Regions from separate parts of the Homo sapiens genome. Here all the other regions are linked to region 1. A link is a loop called in an ENCODE intact Hi-C map of the cell type or tissue named here. Cell type or tissue: dorsolateral prefrontal cortex. All regions are shown on one strand. Region 1 overlaps NRSN2 (neurensin 2). Region 2 overlaps SRXN1 (sulfiredoxin 1). Region 3 overlaps RBCK1 (RANBP2-type and C3HC4-type zinc finger containing 1). Region 4 has its middle 30 kb from the start of SLC52A3.

The links. A loop is a pair of places that touch in the nucleus more often than their neighbours do. Peaks named below come from ENCODE experiments on the same cell type or tissue, not always from the same donor. Only the 100,000 strongest peaks of a DNase experiment are listed, where the experiment ranks them.
Region 2: it touches region 1 in a loop (4-fold over the local background); 59 of 110 quality-filtered maps call a loop at or near these places.
Region 3: it touches region 1 in a loop (7-fold over the local background); 46 of 110 quality-filtered maps call a loop at or near these places.
Region 4: it touches region 1 in a loop (4-fold over the local background); 49 of 110 quality-filtered maps call a loop at or near these places.

Annotation. Positions count from the first base shown.
Region 1 is chr20:351,439-359,438 of GRCh38, forward strand. It overlaps NRSN2 (neurensin 2), which reads left to right. Exons shown (of 5, transcript NM_001323682.2): 5 at 1,772-3,424. The coding sequence ends at 2,197. Among named protein-coding and RNA genes, the nearest start is that of NRSN2, 8.3 kb to the left of the region's middle. RefSeq lists a silencer at 4,807-5,101. In dorsolateral prefrontal cortex, CTCF peaks have their summits at 3,210 (motif pointing right) and 3,415; a DNase peak (open chromatin) is centred at 3,203.
Region 2 is chr20:641,106-649,105 of GRCh38, forward strand. It overlaps SRXN1 (sulfiredoxin 1), which reads right to left. Exons shown (of 2, transcript NM_080725.3): 2 at 5,510-7,812. The coding sequence ends at 7,609. Among named protein-coding and RNA genes, the nearest start is that of SRXN1, 8.1 kb to the right of the region's middle. In dorsolateral prefrontal cortex, a CTCF peak has its summit at 4,585 (motif pointing left); DNase peaks (open chromatin) are centred at 1,545 and 4,566; H3K4me3 peaks cover 741 bases; H3K27ac peaks cover 2,936 bases.
Region 3 is chr20:427,430-435,429 of GRCh38, forward strand. It overlaps RBCK1 (RANBP2-type and C3HC4-type zinc finger containing 1), which reads left to right. Exons shown (of 12, transcript NM_031229.4): 9 at 1-63; 10 at 1,062-1,160; 11 at 1,522-1,665; 12 at 2,921-4,710. The coding sequence ends at 3,001. Among named protein-coding and RNA genes, the nearest start is that of RBCK1, 23 kb to the left of the region's middle. RefSeq lists enhancers at 2,541-3,041, 3,042-3,542. In dorsolateral prefrontal cortex, CTCF peaks have their summits at 4,196 (motif pointing left) and 4,396; a DNase peak (open chromatin) is centred at 4,212; H3K27ac peaks cover 1,264 bases.
Region 4 is chr20:734,892-742,891 of GRCh38, forward strand. No RefSeq gene overlaps it. Among named protein-coding and RNA genes, the nearest start is that of SLC52A3, 30 kb to the right of the region's middle. In dorsolateral prefrontal cortex, CTCF peaks have their summits at 4,323 (motif pointing left) and 4,524; DNase peaks (open chromatin) are centred at 4,300 and 5,072; H3K27ac peaks cover 1,688 bases.

The sequences.
Region 1 (8,000 bases):
CAGGAGGATCGTTTGAGCCCAGGAGGTTGAAGCTGCAGTGAGCCATGATTGTGCCACTGCACTCCAGCCTGGGCAACAGAGTGAGACTCTGTCAAGAAAAGAAAAGAGAGAAGAAAGGAAGAGAGAAAGCAAAATAGTAAGATATTAAAAACATGTTACCATTTACCTTAGCACCAAAGAAGAGAGAAATACTTAGGTGTAAATCTAACAAAATATCTGTAATATGAGAAGAACTACAAAACTCAAAAGATATCAAATAACTAAATAAATGGAGAAATAGTTCATATTCGTGGATTGGAATAGTCAAGATGTTAGTTCTTCCCAACCTGATCTTTGATTCAATGCAATGCCAATCAAAACCCCAGCACGTTATTTTGTGGACGTCAAAATGTCACCTCCTCAGGGAGGAGATCCCTGGACTGAGTCGGGTCCCTTGCTTTACTCTGGGCAAACTCTGTGCCCATTCATTCTTCAATACACTTACCACTTTGCACACTTGTAGTTTATATGGAGAGGTAAAAGATTCAGAAATTTAAAAATCATTTATAAGAAACAATGCTTTTAATTCCCAGAAGTCCTGACAAGCATTGTGTTGGCTCTCATTGGGTCACTTGCCAGCCTTGAACTAATTACTATGGTTAAGAGATGGACTATGCTGACTGGCAGGAAGTGAGGTTCATCTCACTTAAATCTTACTGTGGTTTCTCAATGGTAGACTGGAGTACCTTGCCAGGGCAGAGAAAAAATGTGAAGAATTGATGTCTTTAACAGCCAAGGAGACTAGTCGGCCAGGGTGCACCAATGGGTCAAGGTGTAGAGGTGGCAATGAGCTGAGTGCCTGCTATGGGCATAGCTCTTTGCTAAATATTCTCGGGAGACTGAGGCAGAGGGTCCCTTCTTTTGCTTTCAAAGGACTTCACTCTAGTGAGGAGGTAAGGTGCCAACCTCTGCAGAGAGGCCAACTTACATAACTTCAGGTCAGGTCTGTAGGGAACACCAGGAGAGGAAATGATCAAGGAAGACTTCCAAGGAAAGGTTAGTGTGTATTTAAAATTTTTAAGCATCTTCTTATTGCGAGGCACTGTGCTAGGCTCTTGGGAACACAGAATTTAAGACATGAGGTCCCTGTCTTCGAGGAACTCTTTTAGCTGTGGTTTATTTAATCATTCAGCAAACATTTATTCAGCCTTTGCTCTGTGCCGGCACGTGCTAGGCACAGAAGACTCCTAGTGAGCCAAAACAGGCACAGTCTGCTCTCATGGAGCTCTCAGTACTGCGGGAGAGGCAGACGTCACTTACATAGCAACCAAAATACATGTCCAAGTGTGCACAATGGTAAGTGTATTGAAGAATGAATGGGCACAGTTTGCCCAGAGTAAAGCAAGAGACCTGACTCAGTCCAGGGGTCTTCTCCCTGAGGAGGTGAGGTTTGAGATGAGATCTGATGGTGCATAGGAGTTAACCCAACAGAGACAGGAAGGTAGAAAGGATAAAGAGATGAGTTGGGATGGAGGGAAACACAGGGTTGGCCGGAGAAACCCACTGCTAGGTGGGAGCTGGGAAGGAAATTAAGAGGCCTCAGGATTCCAAATAAAACATGACAGTTTATGCCTCCTGTCAGTTAGACCCCAGCAAGTGTGTTCTGTGATTCCCATCTCCTGAGGATGGATCAAGGGGTTACCCTTAAGTCTGGTGAGGATCCAAGGTGATCCCTTGGCCAGGGGCCCCTGGCTGACCCTGACTGCTTCCTGGTCTGTCTGCTTCTCCCTAGATCAGCCTGTCCTCGGGGACCCTGCTTCTGCTGCTGGGTGTGGCGGCTCTGACCACTGGCTATGCAGTGCCCCCCAAGCTGGAGGGCATCGGTGAGGGTGAGTTCCTGGTGTTGGATCAGCGGGCAGCCGACTACAACCAGGCCCTGGGCACCTGTCGCCTGGCAGGCACAGCGCTCTGTGTGGCAGCTGGAGTTCTGCTCGCCATCTGCCTCTTCTGGGCCATGATAGGCTGGCTGAGCCAGGACACCAAGGCAGAGCCCTTGGACCCCGAAGCCGACAGCCACGTGGAGGTCTTCGGGGATGAGCCAGAGCAGCAGTTGTCACCCATTTTCCGCAATGCCAGTGGCCAGTCATGGTTCTCGCCACCCGCCAGCCCCTTTGGGCAATCTTCTGTGCAGACTATCCAGCCCAAGAGGGACTCCTGAGCTGCCCACATGGCCTAAGATGTGGGTCCTGGATCCTTCCCCCCTTCTCACCATAACCCCCTCTCAGTGTTTCCCCAACTTCTCCCTTTTAGCAGGGTCCCTTTAGAGCCCAACTCCAGGTCAAATCTGGAGCTCAAATCCCAGTGCTCCCTCCCCAGGAGTGGGGCCCCAACTCTTCCAAGATACCAGCATTCCTCAAGTCCTCCCAAAACTTCCTACCCACACCCTCTTCCCAAGGCCCTCAGGGGCAGAAAACATCTCCTTCAACCCGTCCCCACTCCTTCCTCTGCATGACCTTGGGCAAACCCTTGCCCTTTCAAGCCATCAGCTCCTGCCTCTCTGCCATGAGGGCTTTGGATCAGATTCCTCTTCTCGCCAGGATGAGGACACGCACTGCCCTCCATAGACACAGATGAAGGGGTGGGGGTCATTCAGCTCGAATGGGTCCCAGATGCTCACTTGGCCTTTCCCTGCAGGATGAGTGAAGACGTTTGCCTCTCACAGTGTGTCTTCTACCTGCATTTTGGCATCAGAGCCCCCCAGCCCACCCACCACAGGCAATTACTAGCCCTAGTTGATAGGTGAGGTGGGTGAAGAAGGCTGGAGGTGACATGTCCGAGGTCACACAACAAAGCAGCATGCAGGAACTAGAAACACATCTTCAGCCTCCTCCTGGGCCAGCTCTTGTGCTACAGGTGGGGCGGAGCCAGCCCCTCACCTTCCTGGTTCCCTGAGGGTCCTCAGGGTGGAGGACAGGTTTGGCCCAGAAAGACTAGCCAGAGGCCTGATGGTCCCAGGTGGCTCTGGATATACTTTGGATATGGATTTAAATGGTCTCTAAGAGCCGGGGGTAGGGGGCAGGAAAAGTGGGTTGTCTTTGCCCCTCAAAGTCCACCTACCTAGAAACCAAGCCCACGGTCTTGGCCGTGACCCTGATAATAAATGGGCTCTCTCAGAGGCGCCAGCCCCTCCCTCCCCAGCCGGAGGCGTCATCTCTCTTCTGTACCACTAGAGGGAGCTCTGATGCAGCTGGAGAGCAGCGCTCAAGGCTCTCGCCCCTCCCCTCCCTAACCCTTACCTTCAGTCTCCACCAGCCTGAAGGGCCTCCTAGGGGATCCTCAGGCGGCCCCCACCAGGGCACACCCTACTGTCCTTGTGCCTCACGCCCCCTCCTCATCCTGCACCCCTTCCATCCCACCTTCCCTTTCAATAAACAGCTGGGATGGATACTGACTTTGTTTCCTTTCTCCCTGGCCACTGGGGCGTGGGGAGGAGAAAGACACAGACTCAGGAGCACCTACTGTGTGCTGGGCACGACCCATTATTTCTCATTCGCTCCTCAGGATAACCTGTTGAGAAAGGAATTATTGTCTTCTTTTTTTTTTTTTTAAGATGTTGTCTCGCTCTGTCGCCCAGGCTGGAATGCAGTGGGGCGATCTTGGCTCACTGCAACCTCTGCCTCCTGGGTTCAACCAATTCTCCTGCCTCAGCCTCCCAAGTAGCTGATATTACAGGTGCACGCCACCACGCCTGGCTAATTTTTGTATTTATAGTGGAGACGGGGTTTTACCATGTTGGCCAGGCTGGTCTTGAACTCCTGACCTCAAATGATCCGCCTGCCTCGGCCTCCCAAAGTGCTGGGATTACCGGGTGAGCCACCTTACCCAGACTTATTGTCTTCATTTTACAGATGCGGTAACTGATGATCAGAGAGGTGAGTGATTTATTTTTTATTTTTATTTTTAATTCTTTTTTATTTTTTTCGAGACGGAGTCTGGCTCTGTCACCCAGGCTGGAGTGCAGTGGCACGAGCTCAGCTCACTGCAAGCTCCGCCTCCCGGGTTCATGCCAGTCTCCTGCCTCAGCCTCCCAAGTAGCTGGGACTATGAGTAGCTGGGACTACAGGTGCCTGCCAACACACCCAGCTAATTTTTTGTATTTTTAGTAGAGACAGAGTTTCACCATGTTAGCCAGCATGGTCTCAAATCTCCTGACCTCGTGATCCGCCCGCCTCGGCCTCCCAAAGTGCTGGGATTACAGGCGTGAGCCACCGCGCCCGGCCTATTTTTAATTCTTTTTATTTCAGTAGCCTTTGGGGTCAAAGTGGGTTTTGGTTACATGAATTAGTTCTATAGTGATTCTGAGATTTTAGTACACCTATCACCTGAGCAGTGTATACTGTACCCAATACGCAGTTTTTTATCCCTCATCCCCTCCCAACCTCCCTGGACTCAGTCCCCAAAGTTCGTTATATCACTCTGTATGCCTATGCATCCTCATAGCTTAGCTTCCGCTTATATAAGTGAGAACCTACCGTATCTGGATTTCCGTTCCTGAGTTACTTCACTTAGGATAATGGCCTCCAGCTCCACCCAAGTCCTGCAGTGGATTTAAATGCTCAGCCTAGGGCCTGGAGGGGTGGCTGGGCCAGGCGAGGTGGCTCACGCCTGTAATCCCAGGACTTTGGGAGGCCGAGGTGGGTGGATCACCTGAGGTCAGGAGTTCAAGACCAGCCTGGCCAACATGGTAAAACCCCATAACTACTAAAAATACAAAAATTAGCTGAGCATGGTGGTGCATGCCTGTAATCCCAGCTACTCGGGAGACTGAGGCAGGAGAATTGCTTGAACCCGGGTGGTGGAGGTTGCAGTGAACCAAGTTCACACCATTGCACTCCAGCCTGGGCAACAGAGCAAGCCTCTGTCTCAAAAAAAAAAAAAAAAAGTGCTTAGCCTGATTGGCCTATTGCCTGAGTGTGGAGCTCCTGTCTTTGGGTGGGAAGGAGATTTCTCAGCCACCTTGAGAACACACTTCCTCTAGTTCTGAAAGGAATGTGAGGGCCAGGGTGTGGGAGAGGGGGCTGAAGCCAAAGGTAAGATCTTTTCCAGGCCTGGAAGAGTAATTAACCCCTTTTGGCACTCACCAGGGGCTGGGCCTTGTTCTTAGTGCCTTACAGAATTCGGGAATTCATTTAACCAGGACGACAACCTCTGAGGTGGCGGCTATTATTCTCAAACCTAGTTTTTCCTAAACTCCAGGCTTGCGTTCCCATCTGCATTCACCTGGATGTTGAATTTAAACTCAACTATCTCAAACTGTTCTCCTTGTTACCACCCCTCCCTGACCAAACCTGCCTCTACTATGCTGCCCACGTCTTAGAGAGTAGCGTCCCCATTCTTCTGGCTGCTCCAGCCAAAACCTCCTCTCTTTCCTCACACCCTGTATCCAATCCATCAGCAAGTCCTGTCAACTCAACCTTGGAAATATATCCTGTACCCAACTACACCTCGACATCCCCGTGGCTGATTCCATGGTCTGAACCACCAGCGACCAGCGCCTCGATCTGGATCATTGCACCAGCTTCCCCCGGTCTCCTGGCTTCTGAGTTTTGAACCCCACCCTACTCCACGCCTTGACTCCCCAAGTCTAATTACTACACAGTAGCCAGACAGATCTTGTTAGAACATAAACTAGGTCATGTTCCTCCTCCGCTCCAAACCTTCCCATGGCTCCCACCTAACTCAGAGTAGCCAAAACCCTCCCTGTGGCCTCCAAGGCCCTACACAATTTGCTGATTTCCACTCCCCCCGCACTTTCCTCTGTAACCCCAACTCCCACCACTCTCCAGGTTCCTGTGTCCTCTCCAGCCAGGATCCTGACTCAGGGCCTTTGCCTCACTGTTCCCTCTGCTGGGGTACTCCTCCCCAGTTGACGACATGGGCAGTTCCTTCAAGTCGTTGCTCAAACATCACCTTCTCAGCAAGGCCTTCCCTGAGCAGCCTATTAGAATTGCAACCAGGCCAGGCGCAGTGGCTCAAGCCAGTAATCCCAGCACTTTGGGAGGCCGAAGCAGGTGGATCTCCTAAGGTTGGGAGTTCGAGACCAGCCTGACCAACATGGAGAAACCCCGTCTCTACTAAAAATACAAAATCACCCAGGCATGGTGGCACATGCCTGTAATCCCAGCTACTCGGGAGGCTGAGGCAGGAGAATCACTTGAACCTGGGAGGCGGAGATTGTGGTGAGCTGAGATCGCACCATTGCACTCCAGCCTGGGCAACAAGAGCGAAACCCCATCTCAAAAACAGGAAAAACAAAAAACAAAAAAATGCAACCATGCCGGCCAGGTGGAGTGGCTCACACCTGTAATCCCAGCACTTTGGGAGGCCAACGTGGGCAGATCACCTGAGGTCAGGAGTTGGAGACCAGCCTGGGCAACATGGTGAAACCCTATCTCTACTGAAAATACAAAAATTACCCAGGCATGGTGGCACGTGTCTGTAATCCCAGCTACTTGAGAGGCTGAGGCATGACAATCACTTGAACTCGGGAGGTGGAGGTTGCAGTGAGCCAAGATCGCGCCATTGCATTCCAGCTTGGGCGACAGAGCGAAACTCCATCTCAAAAAAATAAAAGGAAGCTAACACAGAGTATAAATGGTGCAGGCAGTTTGACAATATCAAAATAGAAAATACACATGCCCTTTGATTTCTCCCTCTTATGCAGGTGGATCTATAGATTCAACTCTACATGTTGGAACACTATAGTATTATTTGTAATTAAAGCATTTGGAAACAACCTAAATGCTCATGGTAGGGGACTATTAATAAAATACGGTAAGGCTGAGTGCAGTGGCTCACGCCTGTCATCCCAGTACTTTGGGAGGCCAACGCAGGAGGATCACTTGAGGCCAGGAGTTCAAGACCAACCTGGGCAACATAGGGCAACATAGCAAGGCCCCATCTCTACAAAAAATTAAAAATTAGCTGGGCATGGTGGCACACGCCTGTAGTCTCAGCTATTAATATTTGGGAGGCTGAGGCAGGAGGATCACACCACTGCACTTTAGCCTGAATACTGAGTAACAAAGCAAAACCCTGTCTCTCTTAAAAAAAAAATTGGGGGGAAGGACAAGTCTTTTTTCTTTTCTTTTCTTTTCTTTTCTTTTTTTTTTTTTTTTTGAGATGGAATTTCACTCTTGTTGCCCAGGCTGGAGTGCAATGGTGTGATCTCGGCTCACGGCAACCTCCGCCTCCTGGGTTCAAGCAATTCTGCTTCAGCCTCCCGAGTGGCTGGGATTATAGTCATGCGCCACCACACCTGGCTAATTTTGTATTTTAGGTAGAGACGGGGTTTCTCCATGTTGGTCAGGCTGGTCTTGAACTCCCAACTCCTGGCCTCGGCCTCCCAAAGTGCTGGGATTAGAGGTGTGAGCCACCGTGCCCAGCCAGGACAAGTCTTCTTACAGAAGAATTCCAATTAGTAAATGTAGAAGGATTGAGAGAAATTGAAAAATCATCATTAGAACACCGGAATAATAATTGCTGCAGGCAACATCTACCAATGAACAATAAAATGAGTGGGTGAAACTTTAAGGAGAAACAAGGTTTTTTTTTTAGAAACGGGATCTTACTACATTGTCCAGGCTGGTCTGGAACTCCTAGGCTCAATGGGATCCTCCCACCTCATGCTCCCCAGTAGCTGCTACTACAGGCACATACCACCCCACCAGGCTTGAAACAAAATATTTGCATAGCCTCAAAGTATCTATCCCCAAATATGTATTAATTAGTATGGTGGTTTTAACATATGCATACATGTTCTTTGATGCTCTGCCATCTAGGAAATGGAGCTTAATTTTTCTCCTCTTGAGTGTGGGCTGGACTCAGCAACTTGCTTCTAACAAGTAGAATGTGGAAAGGCAAAAACAGTGACTTCACAGTGGAAAAATCTGGCAGACACCACCTTAACCAAATGAAGGCTGGCACCACCAGTCAAAAGTCTTGTTGATATCACAGCCTCT
Region 2 (8,000 bases), 290 kb after region 1:
TCCTCCCTCCTAAGGTTACCTTGAGGATTAAATGAGCTAAATAAAGCCTTTAAACACAGAGCTGTGTCTGGCACATAGGAGGTGCTCAATAAATGTTGGGTACTCTTGTTGTTCTGACAGGTGAACTAACTTTCCAAGGTCTCACAGTTAGTAAGTAACACAAACAAATTCAAACCCAGATCTGTCTGAATCTAAAGTGATTCCCAGAGGGGGGGCAGTGGCTCACACCAGCACTTTGGGAGGTCGAGGCAGGAGGATCACTTGTGCCCAGGGGTTCGGGACTAGCCTGGGCAACGTGACAAGACATTGTTTGTCTCCGCAAAAAACTTACAAAATTAGCCAGGCATGGTGGTACGTGCCTGTGGTCCCAGTTACTTGGGAGGCTGAGGCTGGAGGATGGTTTGAGCCTGGGAGTTGGAGACTGCAATGAGCTGTGATCACACCACTGCACTCCATCCTGGGTCAGAGAGCTAGACCTGGTTTCGAAAAAAAGTCAAATAAATAAAGAAAGTGACTCCTGTGCACAACCACAAAATAATAACAATAACAGCGACGACAACAGCAACAACACCTCCGAGCAGTAACAGCATTTTCCACTGCAGACGGCGGCGCTGAGGGTACAGGGATAAGATCATCCGGTGACAGGGATCATCATCCCTGCCTGGCATAGAAACCCGGACATCGGACCCTGCCCTCCCGCTGCTTCCGCAGGGACAGGGGGCAGCCAGCAGAGCCTCCCTCTGGGGGTGCCCCCCAATCTGGTTGCCTGGGACGGGGGCCCAGCGGGGGTGGAGTTGCCTGGGGGGGGGGCCCAGCGGGGGTGGAGTTGCCTGGGGGGGGAGGCCCAGCGGGGGTGGAGTTGCCTGGGGGGGGGAGGCCCAGCGGGGGTGGAGTTGCCTGGGGGGGGGTGCCCAGCGGGGGTGGAGTTGCCTGGGGGGGGCCCAGCGGGGGTGGAGTTGCCTGTGGGGGGAGGCCCAGCGGGGGTGGAGTTGCCTGGGGGGGGCCCAGCGGGGGTGGGGTTGCCTGGGGGGGGAGGCCCAGCGGGGGTGGAGTTGCCTGGGGGGGGGAGGCCCAGCGGGGGTGGAGTTGCCTGGGGGGGGGTGCCCAGCGGGGGTGGAGTTGCCTGGGGGGGGCCCAGCGGGGGTGGAGTTGCCTGTGGTGGGGGGCCAGCGGGGGTGAAGTTGCCTGGGGGGGGCCAGCGGGGGTGGAGTTGCCTGGGGGGGGGCCAGCGGGGGTGGAGTTGCCTGTGGGGGGGGGCCAGCGGGGGTGGAGTTGCCTGGGGGGGGCCAGCGGGGGTGGAGTTGCCTGGGGGGGGCCAGCGGGGGTGGAGCACCCTGGACGGCCCCGCGGAGCCCCCTGCGGGAGGCGAGGGCGGCCCTCGGGCTCTGGAAGGGGCCGCGCGGCCTGGAAGACATTACACGGCTGTCGGGCGGGGGGCGGCGCTCGCAGTTCCGGAGGGGGGTCCCGGCGGCGGACGCGCGGGGTGAGGGGACCGCCCGGCCACAGAGCGCGCTTTGTTCTGCGCCGCCCCCGGGAGCTGGAACCAATGGATTGGCGGCAGCTGAGGTCATCTGTCAGGCGGAGCCGGGGGGTCAGGCCCGGGGAAGGGGCCGCGAGGGAGGGCGGCGCGCGTGGGCCGGCGGGGTGCGGGTGGACGAGCCGGGGGCCCTGCGGCAGGTGGCTACGCTGCTTCGGTCCTCAGTTTACCCGTCTGTCCAACAGGAAAGATCATTTCTGCCCTGTCCACCTCTGGGGGCTAATGTGAGAGTTAAAGTAGGGGAGCTACAGTGATGATGATGATGACGACGGAGGATGACAGCCTTCCCCTAATCGCAGTCTCTACTTCGGGTACCATAGAAGTGCTAAGTCAGGGGCTGGACGCAAATGTGCTTTGTAGCCTATAGTGCGTGCCTGTGTGGGAAGCGGGATGGATGTTTCACCCCACCCTCTTTCAGCCCAGGGAAGTCAGTGGCTCCCCCTGATTGCCTGCCTTGACCCTGGGTGCCAGGCTTGGTCTGCCTTCTCCAGGGGTGATAGGTGCAGCTGCCCAAGCCTGAGCCCAGGAACCCATTGCAGCCTGTCCTTGGAGCCTTCTGGTCCAGGGTAGGGCGGGACTGGAGTGACCCAGATAGGTGGGGTTTTTTTTTCTGACTGGGGGTAGGTCAGGGTCTCAAGGCTCTCCTTTGCCTCCTACAAAAGGACAGCCCTTTCTTTCATCAATTCACTCATTCATTCATTCACACTGCCACCTGCCTGTGCCTCACAGTTCCCATCCATGAGATAATGAGGCTTCTAAACATTTGATACAGGGTCCCCCAGGGAAGGAGATCATCAAATACAGGGAGGCCCAGAAACGGCCCAAAATGCGTGTGTGTGTATTTTTGGGGAAAGGACTCATGGCTTTCTTGTGTTCTCAACCACGTTCATGATCCCAAACAAGGCTAAGAAGTACTGGTTGGAGTGCAGGGAAGGCAAATAGGCTCCCAAACTCCACCGGAGAGGGTGGCACTTGGAACAACCACTTTGGAGAGCAATTTGCCAGGGTCTTAGAAGATGGAAATGGGCGTATGCATCAGCCAGGCAGCTCCACTCCTGGGTATACAGTTGAAAGAGCAGGGTGATGGCGGGGGCCGTTCGCAGCCGCAAATAACTGTAAGCCCCCATGCTTCCATGAACATGATCACGACTAACAAACGGCTACATTCACAGCCTGGAACACCACGCAGCGGTGAAAAAGAATGAGATAGACTCAGCTGGAATTTATTCATTTGACAGATATTGATTAACACTACTATCTTTTAGGCACTGTTCTTAGCACTGAACCTACAGTGATAAACAAGACAGATTGAGTCCTGCCTTAAGAACGTACATTTGGCCAGGCACGGTGGCTCACACCTGTAATCCCAGCACTTTGGGAGGCCAATATGGGAGGACTGCTTGAGGCCGGGAGTTGAAAATCAGCCTGATAAACATTGTGAGACCTCATCTCTACAAAAGAAAAATAAAAAATTAGCTGGGTGTGGTGACACACACCTGTAATCCCAGCTACTCAGGAGGCTAAGTGGGAGGATTGCTTGAACCCAGAAGTTGGAGGCTGCAGTGAGCCACGATGGTGCCACTGCATACTCCAGCCTGGGTGGTAGAGCAAGATCCTGTCTTAAAAAAAAAAACAAAAAAAGCAGACACAGAAGAAAATTTGGGAGAGTGTGACAAATGCCATGAAGAAAATAAAACTGGATAAAGGGACGGAATGATGGGGGAGGGGGCTGTTTTAGACGCTATGGTTGGGAAGGCCCCTGAAGAAGTGACATTTGGGCACAGACCAGAATGAGGGAGACTGGGAGACAGGCACGCACGAATGGGATGGACGGCTGGGGCACAGTGCCAAGGGAGAAAAGCAATCCACAAAACAGCGCAAAAAAAGAAAACATTTTTTACTTAAACGCACATTCATTACTATTAAATTAGATAAGAGTCTGGGAGGCTCTATGCCAAATTCATAAAGGTAACTGTCCCAAGAGGGCAAAGGAATAATCAGGACTAGGTTTTGTGGTGGGCTTCCGCTTGCCTCTAATACTTTAAATTTCTAATATTTAATTATTTAACATTTTAATATTTTAATGTTTAAACGGTAAATATGGCTGAATGCAGTGGCTCATGCCTGTAATATCATACTTTGGGAGGCCAAGGCGGGAGGATCACTTGAGGCCAGGAGTTGGAGACCAACCACCCCAGGCAACAGAGCAAGACCTGGTCTCTATAAAACGTTAAAAACAAAATTAGCTGGGTGTGGTGGTGCCTGTAGTCCTAGCTACTCGGGAGGCTGAGGCAGGAGGATGGCTTGAGCCCAGGAGTTTGAGGTTGCAGTGAGCTATAATCAGAACATTGCGTGCCAGCTTTGGTAACAGAGCAAAACCCCATCACAAACAAACGAACAAACACATTTTAAAAAGTAAATATACTTATATAAAACTTGTGAAATGGCTGGGCATGGTGGCTCACACCTGTAATCCCAGTGCCTCGGGAGGCCGAGGCGGACAGATCACCTGAGGCCAAGAGTTCAAGGTCAGCCTGGCCAACATGGTGAAACCCCATTTCTACTAAAACAACAACAACAAAAAGCCTTGTGAAATGAAAACAAAAAAAAAAAAAAAAAGGAAATTTAAATCTACCACGGTCAAGTGGGTGGGTTCCAGGGCGGTGAAGGCACATACTGCCTTTCACTGGAGCCAAGTTCCTGGGGGCAGAGGTTTTTTTGGGGAGGGACACTGTAGGTCATGGTAGCCCAGCCAGTAGGAGCCCAGAAGCTTCTTGGAGGAGGTACCACCTTTGCTGAGCCTGAGATTCTCTGGCCCAGCACCCCCAGTATAGACAGGAATGGGTAGACATGTGCGCAAGGTTACAGAACAAGAGCTGATAAATAGAACCTGAACTCCAGACTCATCCCGGCTGAACCCGGGTTAACTATCCCGCCTCTTTCAGCCCTGCGCGTGCATCCAGCCCCTTCCCACAGCTGTAGCTCTTGCAGGCCAGAGGGACGGCCCTGCCGCGGGGGCCGGAGAGCAGCGCCACCTGCTGCTGTAAGAGGGAAACGCAACTTCCGGCTACCAGCAGGTTACACCCTTTAAAACCCAGCTCCTCTTCCTTAAATGATCAAGCAGTACCCCTCTACTCCGAATCTGTTCTGCACCTCCTTCGCAGTGCCTGGCAGGGCCCTTAGCGCTGTCTGGTTGGGTCTTCTCTGCAAGAAGGAAAAGTTGTTTCAGGAGGGGGCGACCATCTTCACTCTCATTCCAGCCCAGCGGGCACAGGAGGAGTTTACTCACAGAAGACAGGGGCACCTCACCTTCGCTACAAACCTTAGGGGTACACAATCCATTTGACAGCCTGGAAGAAGTCCCCAGGGAAGGGACAGAACCGCCCAAGGTCACACAGTTAATGAGTAGACAAGCTGGGGGGAATGAGTAGACTCATTCCACTGGGGATGGAAGTGGGGAAGTCACCGTATTTGAAAATAACTGACGCAGTTATTAGCAGCTCTTAGCATGTGGTCCCTGAACAGCAGCATCAGCAACATCTGGGAACTTGTTAGAAAAGCAAATTATCAGGCCCTGCCCCAACTCGCCTCAATCAGAAACTCTGGGGGGCCGGGGGCAGTGGCCATGTCTGTAATCCCAGCACTTTGGGAAGCTGAGGCGGGAGAATCGCTTGTGCCCAGGAGTTTAGGACCAGCCCAGAGAACACAGCAAAACCCTGTCTCTACAAAAAAATGAGAAGGGCGCACCTGTAGTCCCAGCTACTCAGGAGGTTGACGTGGGAGGATCACTTAAGCCCCGGGAGGTCAAGGCTGCAGTGAGTCATGATCGTGCCACTGCACTCCAGCCTGGGTGACAGGGCATGACCCTGTCTCAAAAAAAAAAGAAAGTGGGGGTGGGGCCCAGCAATCTGGTATTTAGCAAACAAGCTTGAGACCCTGAACCATTGGTCTAAAGGAATTGCACACCCCCCCTTTTTTTTTTTAAATTAAATAAACTTTTATTTTGGAATGATACTAGATTTACAGAGAAGTTGCAGAGATAGTACAAAGAGTTCCTGTATACCCTTCACCCAGCCTACCCCAAGGTCAACATCTTACATCACCATGGTACATCTGTCAAAACCAAGAGACTGAAATTGGTATATTAACTAAAATTCAGACTTTTTTCAGATTTCCAATTTTCCCACTAATGTCCTGTTTTTGTTCCAAGACCCAATCCAGGATGCCACATTGCACTGAAGACACTCTCCCTTTTCAATTCTATTACTGGTCACCTCAGTCAACTTTCCCGGGGAAAGAGAATGCATGGGAAAAGCTCTTGTCCTTATTATTGAACTGGAGAAACTGAGGCTTAAAAGTGCCGAGTGACCAAGTTCCCTTAGAGGGCAGTGAGAACAAGGCCTGCCTTACTCTGTTCCCTTTCCCCAGGGACTCTTGGTTTTCAGAAGCCCCTCTGGAATGTCCTACCTGGCCTAACCCCATACCAGCAGTGCAGACAAGGAGGCACTCCTACTACAGTGGGTCCAGCCCATGGAGAGACTCACTTCCTGCCCCAACACCTCTTCCCCTAGACCCTGAGGGCCAGGACAATGTCTTAGTGCCTTCCAACTTGGCAGAGTGAGGCCCCATGAGACAGAGAGAAAGGGGGAAGAGGGAAATACCTTTATCCAAATAAATACCCATCCAAAATTATTTGTGATAGGTGAAAAATGGCCACAAGCTCTTTGTGGTTCCCCTCATCAAGACATGTAGTCTGTTTCTCATCCCTTGAATCTGGGTAAAGCCTTGTGATTTGCTCTGACCAAAAGAACTTAGCAGAAGTGACACTGTCCTAGTCCCAGTTCCAGGCCAAGAACTCAAGAAGTCTTTCAGCTTCTACTCTCACTCTCTTTGGAATCCTGAAGCCATCATGTGAATAAGCCTGAGCTAGCCTGCTGGAGAGGCCACATGGAGGAGAACCAAGCAATTCCAGCCAACAGCCTGTCACCTGCCAGGCAAGTGAGTAAGGCTATCCTAGACCATCCAGGCCCAGCTGAGGTAACAGCTGACCTTAGCTCCATGAGGGATCCCAGGTGTGAGCAGCAGAACTGCCCTGTTGAGCCCAGCCCAAATTGCCAACCCATAGGATTGTGGGAAAATACAGGGTTTGTTTCTAGCTGCCAAGTTTGGGGATGGTTTGTTACACAGCAAAAGCTAACTGGTACACAATTCTGCATTTCTCTCTTGGTAATGGGATCCCAGTTTTATTGCAGGAGGCAGTGTGCCAGTCTCAGTAGATGGAACACGATTGGTCTATTCAGCCATGACAATTCTGTTCCCTGCTGTCTTAGCTTTGTTTGCAGCTAGAGGTGCAATGGTAGCTGGCTCGGGCCAAGGGCATCTAAGTGAAGATATGCAGAGGGAGAGAGCAGGAAACAGACTTCTGACGAGGTTTTACTTTCTGATAGAAGGTGACGGGTCCAGCTAGTTTGGCCCTTCCTCTTCCTCCACCCCTCCTTCCTTGAACGCAGACATGATTCTTGGGGATACAGCAGCCATCTTGGGACCATGAAGTAACGAGCACTGAGATTAAGGCAAAAGGATCCAAGACGTGACCCCTACCTTCGTGGAGTTGTTGAACCAATACCATTAGCCACCCATCTCCAGAATCCATGCTATGTGGAAAAACAATCTTCTGTTTGTTTAAACCACTGCAATCAAGGTTTTCCTTTCCTTGCAGCTGAATGTAGTCCATATAAGAGGTTACATAGACAAAAATGCAGAGGGATCCTTGTCCTTGGGAATTTGGAGCCGGCAGCACGTGGCTCTTCAAGCCCATCTCTGTTCTCCTTCTCGGTAATGCTTCAAGGGTAAGGCCATGATCCTATTGTCACAGAGGTGGGAACTGGGGCTCCCACACTGTACAGTGAGTCCAAGGCCTTGTAGCTGGTGAGAGGGGTGCCCAGAGTCAGACCCTCTCGCCAGGTGCAAAGAGAATGCACCCCTGCTATCCCTTCTGCATGGCCCAGCCTGCTGGAGGCCAGGTGTGTCTTCTGGGCTCTTGAAGGTGGCAGCAGGTGCCAAGGAGGCTGCTACTGCAAGTCTGGTGTGGATGCTCCCAGGTACACCCTTAGGTCTGAGAGAGTGGACTGGACAAGCTTGGCGGGGATGGTCTCTCGCTGCAGTTGCTGGTAGGCCGCGTAGCGGTGGCAGCCCCCAAAGGAGTAGAAGTAGTCACCTCCCTGGGCCCCTTTGATCCAGAGGACATCGATGGGGGGCACGCTGTCTGGGTCCTCCTGGGGAGAAGAGGCACAGAGTCAATGGACATGGTACAAGGCTTGAGAGTTTGTAAAGCAGACTTTGTCCACTTGTGCTGAGCTCCTTATAAGGTGATCACACTGGACTACTGTGAGAGACAACTGTTAATTATCAGGAATTTTGTGAGCTGTTCGACATCACCTTGTAGCTTGAAAATCAGCCATGG
Region 3 (8,000 bases), 76 kb after region 1:
GAGGATGATGTCAATGAGTTCACCTGCCCTGTGTGTTTCCACGTCAACTGCCTGCTCTGCAAGGTGGGGCCTGCAGGGACTCCCCCCACCTAGTCACTGTCATCTTGCCTGGAGCTCACCACACTGCAGTGCGTGTTCTCCTGGGAAGGGAGCTGTGACACTGGCCTGCTGGTCATGACTTAGAGCTACATGTCAGTGGGAGAGTGTGGCTTGAGCCTGAACTGAGCCCTGGCCCCACAGACGGAGTCCCAGCCCCAGCCCCAGATGGAGCCTCAAACCTAGGCAGCCCTGGTTCACAATGGAGCCCCGACCCTGGGCCAGTCTGACCCCAGTCACAGACTGAATCCCAGTCCCACATTGAGCCCTGATCCCATCCAAGTCCATAGACTTGGCCTCTGACCAAACCTGACCCTGCACTTGTCACTTAAGGTGGTCCCATATTCAGCTCAGACCCTGAACCGAGCTCTGACCCTGGCTTCTGACTGAATCTGTGACAGACTAAGGCCTGACCCTGGCCCTATACCACGTCTCCACCCGTGTCCTCAACTGAGTGCTGACCCCAAACCTAGACAGCCCTACCTGATCCTTCCCCCAGGCCTGTCCCCGCCGCTTCATCTCAAAAGTTGAAGGTGAGGAGCCGGTAAACAGGTCTGGAGCCTGGTCTCAGACTCAGCCTGAGCAAGCTCAGTCTGGGGTCATTGGGCCTGTAACCCCGGGCAGGCCCTTGTTAGGGATGCAGGGTCTCACCCTAGGGGTATAAGGGATTTCTGTGCCCATCAGAACTTAAATAAGCTGGGTGTGGCAGCACATGTCAGTGGTCCCAGCTACTCAGGAGGCTGAGGTATATTTTGCTGTTAGCATATGTGATGACCTTGACTTCACCTCCCTGGCGCCAATATCCTCTTCTGTAAAATGGCTTATGCATTACAAAGTGAGGTCCTGCCAGTGACTACACCTAGAGGCATTAAGTGCCTTTGTGGACTCCTGCCCTGCACCTCACCTCTCCCAGCTTCTTAACCCCCTGAGGAACCTTCTTACCTTGAGTCCCTCACCCGCTACAGGCCATCCATGAGCAGATGAACTGCAAGGAGTATCAGGAGGACCTGGCCCTGCGGGCTCAGAACGATGTGGCTGCCCGGCAGACGACAGAGATGCTGAAGGTGAGGCTGGGACAGGGCCGAGGCCTAGGGATTTTAAGTTCTGGGATCCAGGTGGGGGCTGGGGGCTTCCCAGTAAGGGCTGTGCTCACACATCCCTGGAGGCTCTGACCTCCCTTCTGGCTGTCACTCCCATCCGGAGGTGGGACTTAGGCCGAATGGTCATGTCAGGAAGAGCGTCTGGGTGGAGGGTGGAGACCACAGGAATGAAGAGGGGGTTGCTGGATGGAGCCTGGCCTGGCAGAGCCACACAGGAGAGACTCCACAGCTCTAGAGGGTCACCACCTTCTCCCTGCCATGGGGAGGGGCCAGGCTGGGTGACTGCCCCAGCCCCGCCCCAGGGCCAGCACCTGCCCCACTCCAGGTGATGCTGCAGCAGGGCGAGGCCATGCGCTGCCCCCAGTGCCAGATCGTGGTACAGAAGAAGGACGGCTGCGACTGGATCCGCTGCACCGTCTGCCACACCGAGATCTGCTGGGTCACCAAGGGCCCACGCTGGGGCCCTGGGGTGAGTCTTTGCTCGTGGTGGTGTGGAGAGGGTGCCCTTGTGGGCTTTGCCTTAGAGGAGGGCTGGGAAAACTACAGCCCATGGGCCATATCCAACCCAGCACCTGAATTTGTACAGCTCCCGAGGTAAGAATTTTTTTTTTTTTTTTTGAAACGGAGTTTCACTCTTGTTGCCCAGGCTGGAGTGCAATAGCACAATCTCAGCTCACTGCAACCTCTGCCTTCCGGGTTCAAGCAATTCTCCTGCCTCAGCCTCCCAAGTAGCTGGGATTACAGGCATGCGCCACCACGCCCGGCTAGTTTTGTATTTTTAGGAGAGACGGGGTTTCTCCATGTTGGTCAGACTGGTCTCAAATTCCCGACCGCAGGTGATCCACCTGCCTCGGCCTCCCAAAGTGCTAGGATTACAGGCGTGAGCCACCGGGCCGCAAGAATGTTCTTTACATCTTTAAATGGTTGAAAAAATACCAGAAGATGACTATTTTGTGACGTGAAAATTACATGAAATCCACGTTTCAGTGTCCGTAGGTAAAGTGCTTTGGAGCACAGCCGTGTTCATTCATTCACATGTTGGCTGTGGTTGCTTTTACACTACAGAGGCAGAGGCCGTATGGCTGCCCGGCCCAAAATGACTGGCCCTTTGCAGAAAAGGTTTGCCCACTCCTGCCCTAGAGGACAGCAAGTAAAGGTTCGATCTGGAGTCAGAGGTGGATTGGCCCCTGGCTCTGGCACATACTGACTGTGTGATTAGGCTGCCTGCCACTCACCTCTGTCAGCCCCATTTCCTCTGTGAAATGGAGATGATAGCTGGGCTTATCTCAGGCTTGTTGTCAGAATCAAGTGGAAAAATTGCAAGAGAAGTGCTTAGAGAGCCTGTCACTTGGTGAGCACCCTTGCAGATGGTAGCTGTCGTTATTAGGGGTGTGCTCTGGAATTGGGGGCCTGTTGCTACGTTCAGGTAGACTTTCAGACAGGTGGAGGCAGAGGAAACTGCCCTCTCGCATGCTGACATGTCTAGAATATGCAGAGTGGTCAGATCCTCTCCCTGGCCTGTTCCCGGATCTAGGCGTGGGTAGACTGAGTGCTGTGGGAGCCCAGAAAAGGCCTCAGTGACTCTCCATCAGGTAGCTGAGGCTGACCAGGCCATTCTTGCAGGAGGACCTGCAGAGGCAAAGGCCCGGGGTGGGAGAGCGCTCGGCTGTGGGGGCAGTCTCTGCACTGCGCTGACATTCTCTTCTCTTCCTCCCATCCTCTAGGGCCCAGGAGACACCAGCGGGGGCTGCCGCTGCAGGGTAAATGGGATTCCTTGCCACCCAAGCTGTCAGAACTGCCACTGAGCTAAAGATGGTGGGGCCACATGCTGACCCAGCCCCACATCCACATTCTGTTAGAATGTAGCTCAGGGAGCTTCGTGGACGGCCTTGCTTGCTGTAGCGTTGTAGGGGCCCTGCCTGCACTGCGGTTGTCCACGGTCACATCTGCCCCAGTGCCTTTGTCCTTCCCTTGGGGCTTGCCGGCCAGACTTCTCTCCCCTGCGGCTCCCACCTCTGCCTGACCCCAGCCTTAAACATAGCCCCTGGCCAGAGGCCTTGCTGGGTGGAGCCTCTGTGTGACTCCATACTCCTCCCACCACAACACTCATCTGTCAAACACCAAGCACTCTCAGCCTCCCCGCCTTCAGCTGTCAGCTTTCTGGGGCTAACTTCTCTGCCTTTGTGGTTGGAGGCCTGAGGCCTCTTGGAACTCTTGCTAACCTGTTCAGAGCCAGGAAGGAGACTGCACAGTTTTGAAAGCACAGCCCGTCAGGTCCGGCTCTGCGTCTCCCTCTCTGCAGCCTGTGTAAGCTATTATAATTAAAATGGTTTTCCGGGAAGGGATGAGTGTGATGTCCTTGAGAGGAAATGAATGTCCTGGCCTGGGACTCTACACACAGGCAGGATCCTGAGGTCTCTGGGAACTGCATCAGAAAGTTGACTTGTCAGTCCATCTGTGGTAGAATGAGGCTGTGACTGAGCACTGGGACCTTTCTACCAGATGTGGACCCCATGCCCAGCCTCAGGGGCAAGGATGCTCTTGGGTCACCGTCAGCCAGGACAGGTGGAGTGTGCAGTGTGTCAAGTCTGCAGAGAAGGATGGGCTTAGGGGCGGGAGGGGAAGTCTTGCCACTCCTGCTCCCTTTTGACCTCTCAGCAGGCATCTAGGGTTGGCAGGTAGATAGTTCAAGAAGGAACGAAGCTGCTGCAGTTGAGGGGTGGGGTTGTCCATCCTATTTTCTCGTCTCAAGCAAGATGGCACAGTATCGATTCAGCAGTATTTACTAGAACCCACTCTGTGCTGGTCGGAGGTTACTAAGACAGGGTCCTGGGATGTTCATTCTCTAAGTCTTTCCTCCGCTCTGTGACCCACCCTCCTTCCCCTTTTGAGATCTGGTATTTGATGCCCAACACATTGTCCACGCTGTGACGTGACCATCATCATAGCAGGCAGAGGGCGCCTCTGCTGCTGAAGGCCTGTGATTTTGTGGGGAAGGGCCTGTTCTAGCAACTGGAAAGGCACTGCCACCTGCCGTTGGATGCCAGGACTCAAGAGCTGGCCCCAGTCACTGTGCGCAGAGCTGTCTGAGAATGTGTGAGTGGACTGGGTCCTTCGGCACTGCCTGCATTGGCTCAGGGCAGTCAACCGTCGCAGAGGATGAGGGGCACACTCAGGCAGCCTCCCCGGCCCTGGAGGCAGAAAGGCCCAGGCAGAACCACTGACTGGGAGGAAACAGAAAAAGCAGAGGAGAGCCAGGCTGCAGGCGTGTGGATGGGACCAGCTCAGGCAGACGCTGTCTCATACCCACTCTCCCCTCTCTTGCCAGGGCCTGGCCTGGTGTCTCTCAGGAGCCTGGGCATGAGACAAAAGCAGAGATTGTTCTCTTGTGGTACCACAGGCTGTAACCAGTCCACCCAGTGTTGTTTTAGAAATTTAAATCGGTTGCCCATCTTTTTAAATTGGCAACATCGTTTACCACATTAAAATCTAGATGCCCTGCTTCTCTTGAAAATGTCAAAGCTTGGTAATGCCAGGTCCTCACTTCTACCTGGGGGGAATGGAGTCACAGAGATGTCAAATCTCTTCATGGGGTGTACACCCTCCAGTTTGCCACAGTCCTCACCACCCCAGGACTCACGCCGAGGCCTTTCCAGTGCCCTTGCACCATCCTTTTTCTCGTAAGAGGAAGATGAAGTGGGGCTCTACGCGCGGCGTATCACAGGTGAGGGCGAGACCAGCAGAGAGGGCTGTGCTGGCTGTGGCTTTGCTCGGCCTGCCCCATCCATGCTGCAGTGGTGCGGAGGAGCAGGGAGCTGTGTAGGGCCAACCCCGGTTCCTGCCTCAGCTCCACCCGCCTTGCACCTGCAAGTGAAAGGTCTTAAGACGAGCAGGCCCAGGGCACCCTCTACTGCAGGGTCAGGTGGAGGTGCCTCCACCTCCCAAGGCTCACCCATGCCAGGGGCCCAGAACTTGAGAGGCCAGCACCAACTCTCCAGGGCCGAACGAAAACCAAACCCCAGGGCTTTGGACTCAAACCATCGAGAGGAAGCAGCAAGAGGTCCCAAAGGTACTTGAGTGACACAATGATCATCATTCTCTCCTCAGGGGCAGGACAGGGGCAGGGGAAGGTGAGTGGAAGCCCATTGCTCAGATAAAGAGCAGCTGCCACGGAGGGTAGCCCGTCGGCCTATGCCGGCGCTCACTGGTGTCTTCCTCTAGTGCTTGGGGCTGGCATGGAATCTGCTCAAATGCAGGCAGCTGAAGGTGAGCCCGCAGCCTGGTGATCCCAAGTGCCAACCATGAGGAAGTCTGGAGAAAAGACCAGGGAGCAGGGGCCCTCGTGAGGAGCAGGAATTGGCAGCAGGGGCCACCAGCAGAACACCAGAGGGGACAGTGGCAGGGGGAGGAAGATACAGCCAGGCTGGGTCTCAGCCCCAGCTGAGGGTCTCACCTCTTAGCTGGTGAAGGCTCCGGCCTGTTCCTGCTTTCGGTCACCACTTCATCCCTGGGTGATCGTGGGCCCGGTGCAGGGCTGGCTACAAGTGTTTGTTGATTGGTAACTGCTCATGAAAATGGCAACAGCACTAGCACAGCTTCACAAATAGAAACACATTTCACCAACACCCTTGCAGGAAGCCCTCCAGGAGGGCCAAGACCATCCCTGCTTTACTGTTATGGACGTGAGCCTCCGAGAGGCAGTGACTTAGATGCTCACCCAGCCAGGAAGGAAGGAACACACTCGACCCTCAGTCTAAGACCCCATCAGGCCACTAATAATTCTCCCTCCAAACCCAGCTCAGGTCAAGGCCTATCTTCACCCCCAAATCATCCCTAAGGCAGCCTCAACTCTCCACAGCACTACAGCCATCCTGCCCGGCCCCAGTGCTCCACAGACCCTAAACCCGAGCCCTCCCGGGCTTTGTTGGCCCCAAACCACCTACACTTGTTACGTGTTATTTTTACACTGGCGTTTCCCCTCAGCCTTGCATACTGTGTGGTGTTGTCTGACACCACTTTTCCAGCTCTCTGACACCAACTGGGGCTAGTGTCAGGTTCCACAGATTAAAGGGCTCAGTCCCACACTTCCGATGGAGTCACAGATGGGGTGCCCAGGCTACCCACACTTCCTGGGCTACCCACACTTCCTGGGCTACCCACACTTCCTGGCCAACTACACATTCAGGGGTTCCCATGACTCCACCCCCTCAGGTTCAATAATTTGCCTGAGTGACTCAGAACTGAAGATCACCCTGCCCTGACGCTTCCTGGTGTGGTGTCCTCAAGGATGCAGTGTGGGCAGGAACAGCCACGCTTGAGATGAACAGGGTTAGGGATGGGAGCGACTGGCAGCCACTGCAATCTCAAGTTTTGGGGTTTTTTTTGTTTTTTTTTTGAGACGGAGTTTTGCTCTGTTGCCCAGGCTGGAGTGCAGGGGTGCAGTCTTGGCTCACTGCAACCTCCGCCTCCCAAGTTCAAGTAATTCTCCTGCCTCAGCCTCCCGAGTAGCTGGGATTACAGGCACCCGCCATCATGCCCGGCTAATTTTTGTATTTTAGTAGAGACGGGGTTTCACCATGTTGGCCAGGCTGGTCTCGAACTCCTGACCTCAGGTGATCCACCTGCCTCGGCCTCCCAAAGTGCTGGAATTATAGGCGTGAGCCACCGCGCCCAGCCCTGAATCTCAAGTTTGTAAAGTGCTCCACCTCTGTCACTCCAACTCCCAGGAGTCACTGCTTGGGATTGAAAGTTTCCGCCCTCGAATCACCTGGTCTTTCTGGTGCAGGAGCAACCCCGAGGCAATCTAGGGGCCCTGCTCTAACGAATTCATTAGCATGAACTCAAATGGGCTGGAAAGGGGTTATGAATAACAAAAGACACTCACCACTCACGAAATTCCAAGGGTTGTAGGAGACCCGTGTTAGGAACCCAGGAGAAAGACCAAATATTTCTTAGTATCCCACACATACCCTTCCTTTAGTTCTCCAATTATCATAATTCTATTCATCCTTCACATTCCACCCTCACCTTCTATGAAAGTGCCCTGAATTTGCTGCAGGATAGATTGCTCCTGGAGTGCAGCTCTGGTGTGAGCTTTCAGAGGCAGCGCAGTGCCCTGGGCAGCCTGCGTAATCCACGACTGTCAGATCAAAGGGCAGTGTGACCCTGGCCCACAGTGGCAGGAGCTGAGTGCCACTGGCTTGGCCCCGGGAACCTGCGCATCTCCCCTCTGAGCCAAGGAAACAAACAACACAGACAACAGTGTCTCCCCGATGGCCCCATCCCCAGGGTGGAGGCCCTGCACCGGGCACTGCTCTGCGCGCGCGCTCCCCAGCAGCCAGCAGTGTCTGGAGGATACTGGAAAGCTTGGCAAGAGTAGGCTGAGCAGCTCCTCTGTGGACAGAAAGGGCATGTGGAGAAGCGGCACATCAAGCTCTGGTTAGGATCCAAAACCAAATGCCAGCTCCTAGGATCCCCAGACCAGGGTGTGAAACACACCAAGAGCACCCCAGACCCGCACCAGTTGTGTCGACTGTGACAGTACCCAGAGTGGAAAAAACATGAACTCAAACTGTGTTTTCCTCCACTGCTCTCTCAATACCAACAGACATCTGTGGCCAAATGTGTTGGGGATTTCTCCCCTGACACCAAGCAAGCAAGCAATTCTGCAGCCTACATCAGCTGGGTATCCTCCAATTCAATTCAGTGCTCACCCTACCTATAGTATCTGGAAATGGAATCCACAGGTTCAAGGCTCTGTCCCACAAGACCGCCGCCTCTGCCACAACATTGGACTGACCACCC
Region 4 (8,000 bases), 380 kb after region 1:
TGAATAAAGGTCATCTAGAGTTAGTGACTCTAGGCCGGGCAGGGTGGCTCATACCTATAATCCCAGCATTTTGGGACGCCAAGGTGGGTGGATCACTTGAGGCCAGGAGTTTGAGACCAGCCTAGCCAACATGACAAAAACCCATCTCTACTAAAAATACAAAAATGAGCCAGGTGTGGTGATGCACGCCTATAATCCCAGCTACTCCGGAGGCTGAGGCAGGAGAATTGCTTGAACCCAGGAGCTGGAAGTTGCAGTGATCCGAGATCACATGACTGCACTCCAGCCTGGGCAACAGCAAGGCTCCGTCTCAAAAAAATAAAAAAAATAAAAAAATTAGTGATTCTAATCCTTGAACTGTGTAAATGTTACCTTATTTGGATAAAGGATCTTTGCAGATGTAATTAAGAGGCAGAGGTTGGAGTGATGTGGCCCAAAGCAAAGAACACCAGGAGGCTCCCAGAACCAGAAGGGGCAAGGAATGGATTCTGCTCTAGAGCCTCCAGAGGTAGAGTGGCTCTGCCAACACCTTGATTTCAAATGCCTGGCTTCAGAACTGAAAGAGAATACACTTCTGTTGTTTTAAGCCTCTCAGTGTGTGGTACTTTTTTACAGTAGTCTTTACAAACAAATATACCTAGCAACCACCATGCCTTGTTTTCTATCTGTATAAGTTTTGCCTTTGCAAGGATGTTACATAGACAGAATCCTGCAGTATGAAGCTTTTGTGAGTTTGGCTTCTTTCACTCAGCATAACACAGTTGAGATGCATCCATGCTGTTGCATGCATCAGAAGTCTGTTCCTTTTGGATGCTGAGTAGTATTTCACTGCTGGATACACCACAGCTTATCCATTCACCAGTTGAAAGGCATTTGGGTCACTCCTAATTGGGAGCATTATAAATAATGCTGCTATGAACATGTGTGTATAGATCTCTGTGTGGACATACACTGTCATTTCTCCAGAGTAGATACCCTGGAGTAGAATTACTGGGTCATATTGTAAGTGTATTTATAATTTTATCAGAAATTATTACCCGGGCATGGTGGCATGCACCTATAGTGCCAGCTACTTGGGAGGCTGAGGCAGGAGAATCCCTTGAACCCAGTAGGTGGAGGTTGTAGTGAGCCGAGATCATGCCACTGCACTCCAGCCTGGGCAACAGAGTAAGACTCTGTCTAAAAAAACCCAAAAAACCAAAGAACAAAACTACAAAGAATCTGATGTGGCTCATGCCTGTAATCCCAGCACTTTGGGAGGCCGAGGTTGGAGGATTGCTGGAGCTCAGGAGTCTGAGACCAGCCTGGGCAACATGGCAAAACCCGATCTCCACTAAAAGTACAAAAATTAGTTGGGCGTGATGGTGAGTGCCTGTAGTCCCAGGTACTTGGGAGGCTGGGGTAGGAGGATCACTTGAGGGTGGGAGGCGGAGGTTGCAGTGAGGTGAGATTGTGCCAATGCACTCTAGCCTGGGTGACAAAGTGAGACCCTGCCTAAAAAAAACCCCAAAAAACAGAAAGAAACTGACAAACTGTTTTCCAGTGTAGCTATACCATTTTGCATTCTCTCCAGCACTTAGTATTGTCAGGTTTTTAAAAATTTAGATATTTTAGGCCAGGCGCTGTGGCTTATGCCTGTAATCCCAGCACTTTGGGAGGCAGAGGTGGGCGGATCACTTGAGGTCAGGAGTTCGAGACGAGCTTGACCAACAGGGAGAACCAGATACTTGGGAGGTTGAGGCAGGAGAATTGCTTGAACCTGGGAGGCAGAGGTTGCAGTGAGCTGAGATCACACCATTGCACTCCAGCCCTCCAGCCTGGGCATCAAGAGTGAAACTCTGTCTCAAAAAAAAAAAAAAATTAGATATTTTAATAGGTATGTAACAATCATAGGGTTATTGTGAGAATGAAATGAACATATCTGAGAATACTGCCTAGCACATGGCTCCTGGCTTGGAAGGGTAAGCTCCTCTTATTGCAATCACTATGGGGTTATGTCCTGTCCAGGACAAAACCAGAGGTGAAAACTCAAAAAAAAACTCAGGTGGGCCAGGAGGAGGCTGTGGGGACCAGTGAGCTCATGTCCCATCTTGAAGGTCAAGGTCCCGGGAAGCAGCTCCTGAGATGGAAATCTGCATGTGGGTGGTTTTCCAGGTAGTGCTCTTAGGATCTTGGAGGAGCCAGGGAAGCAGGCTCGGGCAGTTGCAATAGAGGCCTTGACCAGTCCCATCAGGAGCTGGGCCAGCCCTTAGGACATGTCACAGCCTGAGACAGGGAGGTCATGCCTCTGTACTCTGCAAGATCAGACTTTGGAGTGGTTGCCCACAGGAGAGATGTTATTAATATCTTGGGTGAAGCAGCCCTTTTAAGCTGGTGCCTTGATCCGGGTGATGGCTTTGAGGTGGAAAACAAGCCTGAGTGGTTTCAGCTTTCAACTTTTCAAGAGAAGCTATGTATCTAGATTTTGATGTTAACTCTCCAAACTTTTTTAAAATGCTGGAAATTCTAGACTTTTCAAACCTGCTGTGAGGGGCTCACATGCCAGGCACAAGGGCTGGAGGGGGCCTGAGGCTGCCTGTCGATGCCCCTTGATATAAAACCAGGCTGGGTGCAGTGCCTTATGCCTGTAATCCCAGCACTTCGGGAGGCCGAGGTGGGTGGATCACTTGAGGTCAGGAGTTCGAGACCAGCATGGCCAAAGTGGTAAAACCCCGTCTCTACTAAAAAATACAAAATAATAATAATAATAATAATAATAATAATAATAATTAGCTGGGTGTGGTGGCTCACCCCTGTAATCCCAGCTACTCGGGAGGCTGAAGCAGGAGAATTGCTTGAACCCGGGAGGCGGAGGTTGCAGTGAGCCGAGATCGCGCCATTGCACTCCAGCCTGGGCAACAAGAGCAAAACTCTGTCTCAAAAACAAAACAAAACAAAAACAAAAACAAAAAAGGAAAACCAAACAAAAAAACCCCCAAAACCTGCTGTGTCATCTGACATCACGCTAGTGTCTGGTTGCCGCACTGGAGAGGACACCCCATGGGGCAGGAATCTTTGGGTTTTGATCTCCACCACATCCCCAGCATGTAGGGCAGGGTCCAGGCCTGGATGCAGCACGAGAGAAGGAACGCAGGGCCCGAATGAGTAATTTGCCTCAGTGTGCAGGTCATTTAATTGCAAAGAGAGGAAAAACGACAACCAAAAACAACCAAATGAAAAAATGAGCAAAGGATTTGAATAGACATTTCTCCAAAGATGTACAAGTGGCCAATAAACAGAGGAAAAGATGCTCAGCGTCAGTAATCATTAGGGAGATGCAAATCAGAATTGCAAGCACGAGATACCGCTTCACACCTATTAGGATGCCTATTAAAAAACAAAAACAAAAAACAAAACAAAACAAAAAAATCAGGCAGAGTGCTGTGACTCACACCTGTAATCCCAGCACTTTGAGAGGCTGAGGTGGGCGGATCACCTGAGGCAGGGAGTTCGAGACTAGCCTGACCAACATGGAGAAATCCCGTCTCTACTAAAAGTACAAAATTAGCCGGGCGTGGTGGCGCCTGCCTGTAATCCCAGCTACTCGGGAGGCTGAGGCAGGAGAATCGCTTGAACCCAGGAGGTGGAGGTTGCAGTGAGCCGAGACCACGCCATTGCACTCCAGCCTGAGCAACAAGAGCGAAACTCCGTCTCAAAAAAAAAAAAAAAAAAAAAAAAATCGCAGATCTGACTGTGTGACCTTGGGCAAGTTGCTTGACCTCTCAGTGCCTCCATTTCCTCCTCTGTAACGTGAGAGTAAAAATACTACTCATACCTACCTCGTAGGGCTGTCATGAGGACTGAATAAGTGCATAGGTACAGACATGCTTAGGACAGTATCAGCACATGCAGGAATTACATGGGAGTTGGCTGTTAATATTATTACAGGAGTGGATCAAATCCATCTCTGCCATGGACTTGCTGTGTGACCTAGTGCAGGTCACTTTGCCTCTCTTGGTCCAGTTTTCTCACTTGTAAAATGGGACCATACTGCCACTCTCCATAGGGCAAGTGTGCGGATTCGAGGAGCTCATATGTGAAAGGCCTCCTTCAGGCGCAAGGTTGGTCCTTGGTTATGCACGTATGTGAGCCTCTTGGCGTGCCTTCATATGTGGGGCATAGGCAAGCACTCAAGTGGCCTGGACTCCTATCTCGGCTCTCAATGTCCCCGCTTCCTGGCCTGGGATCAGCAGGACCTCAGTGGATCCACCATCCAGGCACATCCCTTTCTTTCCCTGCTTTTTTCCTGCTTCTTGGGCGGCACCACCACCTACTGGCCTAAAGCTACATTGCAGCCAATGTGCACAGCGGGGCGGAGGGAAGGGAATATGGCCTTGGGCAGCTGCTGTGCGCAGAATATTTACCTCTGTACACGCTTAGGGTGCTGAGGCTTAGGGAGCTCACACGGAGAGAGCCAGCTGTGAAGCTGGGGTTAGAATCCCTGTCTCCCTTTCACCTCACTCCAAACACCCTCTTAGAATGGGAACTCAGTTCAGGTTCTGCCTTGGGCCCTAGACGATCCACCCCTCCCTTCTGAGCAGGGAGCCAGGAGCTGAAGTCCAGGGTCCTTGGAAGTATGTCAGGGTTGTCCCCCCAGGGTCCTGATTACAGAAGAAAGAACACTGGACTCAGAGTCCAGAGGTTGGGGGTCTAGCTTTGCCTTCCCTATCCCCAACTATCAGCAAAACAGCCTTTGGAAAATCCTCACCCATTTATTCTAGCACTTGTCATTTCGAAATATATTTACTGTGGGAGAGCATTTAATGTGAGTGTTAGGTTCTAACGCAAGGAGAAAATTATAAAAATAAACAAAAACTTTTAAAGAACTCCTAAAAATCCTTTAAGTCACTCATAAAGTATAATATGGGCAGTTTTCTAAATATAGTCCTTTGCAGCAATAAATGCACGGACCATAAAGAACAGCAGTATATGGTGGTGATTGCATGCATTTGCGAACTGTAATTTTAGGTTCTGTTCTCTCTCAGGGGTGTGTGGGATTCCGAGCTGTGGATCCACACCCCCACATCTCTCTCACAGCTGGGATCATGTCCAGGCAGAATCGCCCACATTGTGTACATCATTCTCCCTTCTCTCTCTCTTTCTGAGCGCACATAGCTGCATTTCCGAAGTTACATAATAAAAACAGCTAACATTTATTGAGCTTTCATTATGTATTAGGCCTGCTCGCAGCCCTTTGCTCACGCATTAATTCATTAATTCAGATAATCCTCCTAAGAATGTTATGAGGTAGGTATATTATTATCTCTTCTCTTTACAGATGAGGAAACTGAGGCACTGAATGGTTAAGTAACTAGCCCAAGGTCAAATAGTGTACCACCCAGCCCGAAGGCGTTCACCTTGTTCCCGGGTAGGATCGCAGAACTGGTTAAGCTAGGTTACCGATCCGGGTGGTGTCAGCTGATCCCTCAGCTGCTGTAGTGCAAGATCTGCAAAATATCTCAAGCACTGATCTTAGGTTTTGCAATAGTGACACTGTCCCCAGGAACAACTTGGGGAGGTTCAGACCCTTGCTGTCAGAGGCTGCACAGCCCCTAAACCTTGATTTCTAATCTTGTAGCTAATTTGTTAGTCTTACAAAGGCAGACTGGTCCCCGGGCAAGAAGTGGATCTTTTCAGGAAAGGGCTATTGTCATAATTTCCTCAGTTACAATTTTTGCAAAGGTGGTTTCAATAGCCAGTGAGTGGTACAGCCTGAATTTGAAGGCAGGAAGTCCGGGACGAGAACCCACACTCTTGACTGGCATACTTGCCACCTGAATGGAGGCTCCATAGAGCCACGCGTGCATGCTTGTGTACCTGTTGTCAGCCCGCAAGCTCCGTTAGGCAGGCTAGAACCTGATCCAGGTTAACTTTGCATCCTTAGTGCTGGTTCTTTCCATCCAGGGCCCCACTCAGGGTATATGCTCAGTGACTGTTGTACAAATGCATAAAGCTCAGTTTGCATAAAGCTCACTTCAGCTTCTGTATCTGTAAGACAAGAATCAGAGCCAGGCACAGTGGTTCATGCCTATAATCACAGAACTTTGGGAGGCTGAGGCGGGCGGATCACGAGGTCAGGAGTTCCAGGCCAGCCTGTCCAATATGGTGAAACCCCGTCTGTAGTAAAAATACAAAAATTAGCCAGGTGTGGTGGCACGCATCTGTAATCCCAGATACTCGGGAGGCTGAGGCAGAAGAATCACTTGAACCTGGGAGGCAGAGTTTGCAGTGAGCCGAGATCATGCCACTGCACTCCAGCCTGGGCGACAGAGCGAGACTCCATCTCAAAAAAAAAAAAAAAAAAAGAATCGAAATCAGCTCTTCAGATTGCTGGAGGCTCCGACAAGCCCATTGGTGGGAAAATTCTCTTTAAAGACACTGATGTGGGCTGGGCACAATGACTCATCCTGTAATCCCAACACTTTGGGAGGCCAAGGTGGATGGATCACTAGAGGTCAGGAGTTTGAGACCAGCCTAGCCAACATGGTGCAACCTTGTCTCTACTAAAAATACAAAAAATTAGCCAGGTGTGGTGACATGAACCCATAATCCCAGCTACTCGGGAGGCTGAGATGGGAGAATCGCTTGAACCCAGGAGGCGGAGGTTGCAGTGAGCCAAGATTGCACATCTGCACTCCAGCCTGGGCGACAGAGCAAGACTCCATCTGAAAACAAACAAACAAACAAAACACTGATATAGTTTGGATTTGTTTCCCCTCCCAAATCTCAGGTGGGGTTGTAATCCCCAGTGTTGGAAAAGGGGCCTGGTGGGAGGTGATTGGATCTTGGGGGCAAACATCCCCCTTGCTGTTCTTGTGATAGTGAATGGATTCTTACGAGATCTGCTTGTTTAAAAGTGTGTGGCACCTCCTCCTACCCCGCTCCAGCCATGTAGAACGTGCCTGCCTCCCCTTCGCCTTCTGCCATGATTGTAAGTTTCCTGAGGCCTCCCCAGTCATGCTTCCTGTACAGCCTGCAGAACCGTGAGCCAATTAAACTTCTTTTTTTAAATGAATTACCCAGTCTCAGTTCATTATACCAATGTGAGAACAAACGAATACAGACACTAAATTCTCCTTTGCCCACCTCCTGCTTGGTCCCTTCTTGAATTTTCAAGCTGCTCAACCAAGTGGCCTGCACCAGCTTGGGAGAGCTAATCGTGTGTATCTGTACCCAACTCTACATTCAGTAACATCATGTTTGTAGCTCGAAATCAGCAATGGTGAGTATTTACACTATGGCAATTGGCAAATGCTTCAAACAGGAGTTTTCCCCTCTAGAGATGTTAAACGTTTGCCAGGAGGAAATCAATCCTCTAATGGCCACCTTCAAGGAGGCAACACAGTGGAGTGATCATGCTTGTTGGCTCTGGAGCCAGAACACCTGGGTTCAAAGTCCAGCTCTATCACTTACCAGCTGTGTGACCTTGTTCAGTTACTTAACCTCTCTGAGCCTCATTAGTCTCATTCATGATTACGTATTTCATTGGGGACTCAATGCCATCTTCCATATAAGTGCTCTCTCAATTAATGTTATATATTAATATTATCAATCAGCTTAAGAGGTGGGGAAACTTTCTTGTTTTCCATCCTAGGAAAGGGAGTGCTGAGGACAGGACTTGCAGTGTCAAAAAGGAACCTCAAAAACGGCAATGTGTAACTGCAGGTCTGGGCCATTTTTGAGGGTCTCTTGAGCATTGGCAGACCAGATCTTTATGCCAACACAGGTTGTGCGTGTGGGGGTTAGAGGAGGAGAGGCCTTCTCAGTTCTTTGCAGGAAAGGCTACTGTTAGCTCTAGAGCCCAGAACAGATTTAGGGGGAGAGATGATCTAACCAAACTTTCCCTCTGCCCTCGGCTTGCCAGTCTTCTCGCTAGTGAACACTCCCAGTGTGAGGTAGAGGGTTCCCTGTTCCACCTCCTTCCTCCCTCTGTAGAGGAGGTATGCATTGGGGCAGGTGTG